Linked DNA regions of Homo sapiens: region 2 is linked to region 1. The links are chromatin contacts, found by Hi-C or POLR2A ChIA-PET in ENCODE. All regions are on one chromosome and are shown on one strand. The core of a region is the stretch at or near the end of the contact, and the rest is flanking DNA. Distances in the headings are between cores, read along the strand shown.

The links. A loop is a pair of places that touch in the nucleus more often than their neighbours do. ChIA-PET counts read pairs that join two places held with the same protein, here RNA polymerase II (POLR2A). Pooled maps may share reads with other maps.
Region 2: a map of endothelial cell of umbilical vein shows a loop between it and region 1 (2.9-fold over the local background). The contact joins two enhancer-like sites. A Hi-C loop is called at or near these places in 24 of 168 maps with a recorded cell type or tissue (B cell, CD14-positive monocyte, Calu3 and 17 more), 2 of 37 single-sample maps with no recorded cell type and 15 of 50 pooled maps. POLR2A ChIA-PET finds 5 or more read pairs at or near these places in 5 of 52 experiments (A673, MCF 10A, OCI-LY7 and 2 more).

The regions. Positions count from the first base shown.
Region 1 is chr20:19,700,250-19,703,213 of GRCh38, forward strand. All of the region lies in intron 15 of SLC24A3 (solute carrier family 24 member 3), which reads left to right. Among named protein-coding and RNA genes, the nearest start is that of RIN2, 57 kb to the right of the region's middle. Within about 2 kb of position 1,347, at least 3 of the 41 ENCODE cell types and tissues checked have a DNase peak (open chromatin) inside an H3K27ac peak, as active enhancers do; they include CD14-positive monocyte, where a contact is called at or near this core.
Region 2 is chr20:19,734,213-19,737,634 of GRCh38, forward strand. No RefSeq gene overlaps it. Among named protein-coding and RNA genes, the nearest start is that of RIN2, 22 kb to the right of the region's middle. Within about 2 kb of position 1,444, at least 17 of the 41 ENCODE cell types and tissues checked have a DNase peak (open chromatin) inside an H3K27ac peak, as active enhancers do; they include CD14-positive monocyte, where a contact is called at or near this core.

The sequences.
Region 1 (2,964 bases), core at 97-2,596:
TCCCATCCTGGCAGCTCTCATGTCTCTTCCAAGCAGAAACTCAGGGTTTGTGGCACAGTCCATCCAGTGGTTCTACCATCTTGAAGTCCTTCTCCCATAGCTACACAGAAAGCAGAGAAGGCAAGGGCATGGAATATTGTGTAGATCACTTTCTGATGAGGCCTGGAAGTGGTGTCTGTCCCAACTGTTCCCATCCCACTGTCCACATAAGTTACATGTACCCACTTGGATGCAAGAAGGATCCAGGTAATTAGGTTAGTGTTGTGCCTGAAATTCATATAGCCACATGTGGCTTGTGGCTGACTGTTGGACCCTGTAGCTCTAGAGGATTAAATGACAATCACCCAGAGTCTAATCCATAGATAACTATTGTTAACATTTCAGCATATTTTTCTTTCTCTAGGTTACTTTGTATAGCAAAGATCATCCTATGTAGGCAATTTTATACATTGCTTTTTATACTTCCTGTTATATCAAACGTTTTTTCCTCAAAATCTCATTGGAAACATCATCTTCAAGGTGACCTATTATTACAGTATATTCCAAAGTGTACTTAATCATGCTGCTGCTCTTGGACACTTATGTTGATTCAAACCTTTCACTGTTGTAAGTAGTGACACCACAGACATCTTTGTACATTAACCTATAGGTTTTAGAGTTTTACCTAAATCTATACTTTTCAAGTTAACATTTCAAGTTCTTCTTTAGATGATTTTTCTCAGTGTTAGAAAAGTTATATAAAAGATTGTTTTCCAGAATGACAATATTTTTTACATGGTTATTTGTCCAGATTCATTCCTGAAGTTTTGGGACAGCTTTATGACACCCTCATATCCTGACCACAGGAAGCCCCATGAGGGCTGACATTGAGCCTTTCACATGTCTGTCTTCTTCATGGCACACAGTATGGGGCAGGCACATACTCAAGCCATGAAAAGCATGTTGAATAAATGGGAATCCATGTTTAGCTCTTCCATGGCCTTTGCATTCACTTTCACCAGCAGTGAAAGTTACCTTTCATGAATTAGAGGGACACTTCAGGTCCAGGCTGAGACACGAGGGCATGAATAACCTCGTAATTTGGTGCCCCCCGAAACATATTTTTATTAAAAAAAAACATTAATTCAGCATTTATTTTCAAGATGAGATAAATGCTTCATGAGCAAAGGGTGGAGATGGGAGATTACTGGTTCCTTCAGTAATGCAGTCTTCTCTTGTTATCAAGAAGTTCAGCTCTGAACTCAAACTTGCATATCATGGTCTGAACAAAAGCTTCGCAGTTAACACAACCTAACTTCCTTAAAAAATATTTAGTGGCTTTCTGTCTCTACTCAGTCATACGTGACAAGGATGCCAATGAAGATACTCCTCAGCCCAACTCAGAGTGCTGCATGCAGGGGTCTGATGAACCCGTTGGCAGTCCATCTGGTTTACTCCTCAGCTTGTTTCACTTCCCCATTGACCTCTTATCAAAGTTATGAGGAATTAAAAATCAGAACTATCTGAATTTTAACTGCTTTTTGTCCCTCTGTTGAGGACTAGAAGACAATGGCTAAAAAACAGACATCAAAAAGAAGAAGAAAAAAAAACCTGGGCTCTAAACAACCTGAAGAATTCATCCCTGAATAATATATTTTCACCAGGATGACTCTCCAGTGAGGGAGGGACAGGCAGGAGCAGAGAATGAGAAACTTTCAATGTCCTTCAGATCCATGATGTTATTTCTTATTTTACTTTGATTAAAGGGGACAATCATAGAAGGTGAAATCAAAAACTTTCAAAACAAAACTAAAACTCACCCCAGAAGCAAACCAGTTTATCTTACTAACTTTGAAATCTTCCTGACTAGACATGGATATCAGGCCTGAAATTCCAACTCGATTCAGCACACCATAAATCATTCTCCTAATGATCTCTCCTCCTTTCCTCCCCTTCTGACATTTTCCCAATACTCTTTAGAGAACAAAAAAAATTAAACATTATTCTTCTATCAGTAATTCCCAGAGCTATGAAAGTATACTCTTTCCAGATCTCAATGTCTACTGACACGGTGACATCATGAAAACAAAAATTCAGGCTTTAGTGGATGTTTGGTCCAAATTCATGTTTTTCACCTGAAGATGACATAATTGGATCACTCTGGTCATTCTGCTGGAATTATACAAGGGCCACATTAAGTCTTGAAATTGAAGATCTACTTTATCCTTGAAGTCAAGGGGGAAATGCAGGAGAAGAAACCACTCTGGCTTATTATGATCAATAGCCATGACATGCACAAGAGTCCTCTTGGGGGAGACTTGGTTAGGAAGACTTTGGAGAAAGGTGTGTCATGTTGTGTTTCCATCCAAATGCTGCTGTTTCTGTAATAAGTGCAAAAAAAAAAAAAATCATTTTATGCTGGGGATACAAACATCCAATGCAGACCACTCTTTTGAAAGTAGAAAATCAGTAATATAATCAATAAACAGTTTATGAACTCCAGGGAAGTCAAGGAGATTCCATTTGATATATGGTGTGAGGTAGGGATTCAATTTTATTATTTGGCACATAGATATATAGTTGTTTCAGCACCGTCTGTTGAAAAGGAGATTTCATTTTGAGCTTTAAAAATTCAATGGAAAAATTTCTGGTTAGCTTATTTTTCAGTAATAATCACAACCTAGGAACTACTAGGAAGCCATGATTTGGTTAAAGCTGTGAATGTTGCATTTCATAAGTAATGCTAACTTCCACTATTTGGAAAAGTTTATCTTGAGTCAAGACTAAAATGTAAATGAACAAGAAACAGGGAAGGATCAACCTGGTGAACTGAATCGGGGAGTGAGGGTCATAAAATCAGCCCCAGATCCTAGTGGCATGCTTTAATATTCTGCATTCTCCTTATTCTACTCAAGTAGTTGCTCTCCTTCCTTGAGAGGGCATTTAATAAGGGAAGAATCCCTATGAAGAGAAGAACCCCAAATG
Region 2 (3,422 bases), core at 194-2,693, 34 kb after region 1:
GACTCCCAGGTATTTCTGACATGTATCCATGGTTCAGAACCACTGGTTTAAGGAAGCATAATCATACCATTTGCGATCTTTCATTGTGCAGATTCCTAAAGGAAAGCCCTGTGTCCTGCAGGCCTTTGCTACCCAGTGTGAGTGGGCCTTAACCCGGCAGCTTTGATGAGAGAGAGAGAGAGAGAGAAATGATTTTTGGAGTTCCTGGAGGACAGCACTGTCCAGCAGGACTTCCCATGATGATGGAAATGTTCTTTACCTCTGCTGCTCAGTACAGTAGCCACCAGAGGCCTGTTGCCGTTGAGCACTTGCAGTGTGGCTCATGCAACTGAGGAACAAAATGTTTAACCTTGTTTATCTTTAATTTAAATCTGCATTTAAAGAACCATATGTGATTAGGGGCTCCAATATTGAGCAGAGCAGACAGAGCGTACTGAGGGGCCGACTTGGCCAACAAAGGCCCTAGAGTTTCTTCCATGGTGTAGAGAGAACATTGCTTCTGCCTTTGGCAAAGGTCATGAGGCCGTCTGCCCTGAAACAGACGGGATGCTTCAGAGCAACGGTTCTCAAAGGATAGTCCCAGAGCCAGCAGCATGAGCAACAGCATCACTGGGGAACTTGTTAGAAATGCAGACTCTCAGGCCCCATCCAGACCTCCTGAACTAGAGCCTGCATTTTAACAAGATCCCCAGGTGATTTCTGTGAATAGTCAAGTGTGAGATGAGCTGCCAGTAGCTCTCTGCTCTGCTCTTCAGAAGACAAGAAGCAGGTTGCACAGAAGCCTTGTCCAGGAGGTCACTCTATATTAAGTCAAGGGTATCCGTGTGTATTACAAGACTTGCCAAATGTGGACAGACAAGAGTTATGGAGAGCAACACATTTGAAACTGGGGATAGATTGGTACAGTTTAAAGGGCAAAAGGGTCATCTTTTAGTTCCAATAAGCCTTTGTTTTGATGGGGCAGAGGAGAAACTAGAGAGCTCAATTAAAAGATAAAGATTTAACTCAAGGTGTTTCCTACTTGATTTTCAAATTCATTCCAGTTGTTTCTTTAGAAGGGGACTCACATCAGATATCTTGCTAGTATAGAAAGTTCCTAAGCTGTACTGACAAACAAAACAGGCCTGTAGCCCTGCGACACTGTGCTTTACTTGCAAGATAAGGGGCTAAGGGAATGGGGGACAAAAAACAAAAAAAAACCTCAACCAAGAAACTCAACACATTTAAAAAAGGGGGCAGAAAATAGGACAAGGAAAAAAGTGGTTTATGTAACAGCAATTTTTTGTAATAAGTGTGGGGACGGGTCCCATCGGGACGACATTAGGCTGTTAATTTTGAAATAATCATTGGAACCCAGCTGGATAGCAGCAAGATTTGACGCCAGGAGCAAACACAGCCAGGAAGTGGAGGAGCAGATGACTCAGCCCACAGGGCACCAGAGGCGGGGATAATTTCTTTGCCCAGGGGAGTAGCAGTAGTCATCTGTTGTGTAGGCATTACCAAGTTCAATTGTGTGAGCGAGAATGGAAATCTGTTCTTCTGCAGCTTGTGAAAGAAATTAATCACAGCTCTCTGCATGACAAATTTTGGATTTTAGTTCACACAGTCCCTGAATTTTCCTTCAGGTTAAATTTTCCTTTCCTTGGGACCTCGTGTTGCCTTTACTACAGCCCAACTCTCTCTTGCCCATTTTGCACCCCAATCCAAATATAAAACAAAACAACTGGGAATTGGTTCTAAATGCCCCTTTCACATCTGCTCAGGCCATCATTACAGAATTTCATTTGCAAAAAAAAATCCAGATGAAACCAAATGAGGCATTTTATTCTGGCATTTCATTTTATTCTACATACAGATAACGACAGGGCAGTGAGGAGTTTTGGTCTGTGGCCTCTTCCCAGGACTAACAAGAGCCTGACACAAGAAAACACACCCTTGGTGCTTTTATTAATAACTTTTTTTTTTTTTTTTGAGATGGAGTCTTGCTCTGTCGCCAGGCTGGAGTGCAGTGGCTCGATCTCGGCTCACTGCAAGCTCTGCCTCCTGGGTTCAAGCGATTCTCCTGCCTCAGCCTCCTGAGTAACTGGGACTACAGGCACGCGCCACCATGCTCGGCTAATTTTTGTATTTTTAGTAGAGACAGGGTTTCACCATGTTGGCCAGGATGGTCTCGAACTCTTGACCTCTAGTGATCTGCCCACCTCAGCCTCCCAAAGTTCTGGAATTATAGGAGTGAGCCACCGTGCTCGGCCTTAATAACCTTTTATATGTTGGGTACGGTTTTTCACCTTTGTAATCCCAGTGCTTTGGAAGGTCAAAGCCAGAGGATTATTTGAGGCCAGGCTTTGGAGACCAGCCTGGGCAACATAGCAAGACCCTATCTCTACAGAAAATTTAAAAATTAGCCAGCCATGGTGGCATGCACCTGTAGTGTAGTTCTGGCTACTTGGGAGGCTCAGGCAGAAGGATCACTTATGCTCAGGAGTTCGAGGTTGCAGTGAGCTATGATCGTACCACTGCATTCCAGCCTGGGTGACAGTGTGAGACCCTATCTCTAAAAAAAGAAACTAGCAAGAAATAAAAAATAGCATAACCTCTTATAGTCCACCACCAAAACAAGGATACAGATAAAAAGTCCAAAATTGTGTGAAAGCACAATGCTCAAAAATCTTTCCAAGACTACTCTCATGGAAAACTAAAATGAGTGTAGGTTTAGATTTATTAGCTTATTAACACATTAATCAGTAAGATGGTAAATGTAGCTCAAAAAGCATGTTGAGGACATCAGGATGTATAGGTATATACAAAGACTGTGAAGAGTGCTAGATTTGAGACTAATGAATGAGCTCCAATGCAACCACACTCATAACCTCTCGCAGTCTTCATTACCTGATTCAAATGATTTGCCTTTCCCAGACAAGATACACATGTTGAAGTGTAACTTCATAAAGTGTGAGTCCTCCATCAACAGTAAAGAGTGAGTCAGAGGTGCACTCCCTTAGTTCACACAACAATCCTTGGGTGCGTCTGTTGAGCAATGTTTCAGTATGCCACTGAAAGGAGAAACTAACCTTAACCCTAACCTTAACCCTCTCTTGTCTTTATTTCCAAGTGTTGGGTAATTGTGTGAAACTCGTGCTGGTTTCAATTGAAATCATTCGTCATACATGCATGTTCACAAGTGCTTCAGCTAAGCAGGCCTGAAATGCCTTTAGTTTCCTGGAAATTTCGTTAAAAGCCTTTGTCCTTCCTAAAATGTCCCCTTTTGAAATCCTATACTTCAAAGTATCAGCCTTATACTGTATACTTATGTACAGGGTAAGATATTAATTCAAAGAAACAATGCAGGCAGCTAAATTCCTTTCATCTAAACATGCCTTTCTTCTTTCTCCTTGGTGCTACATTTCACTCAAAGCTGCAGG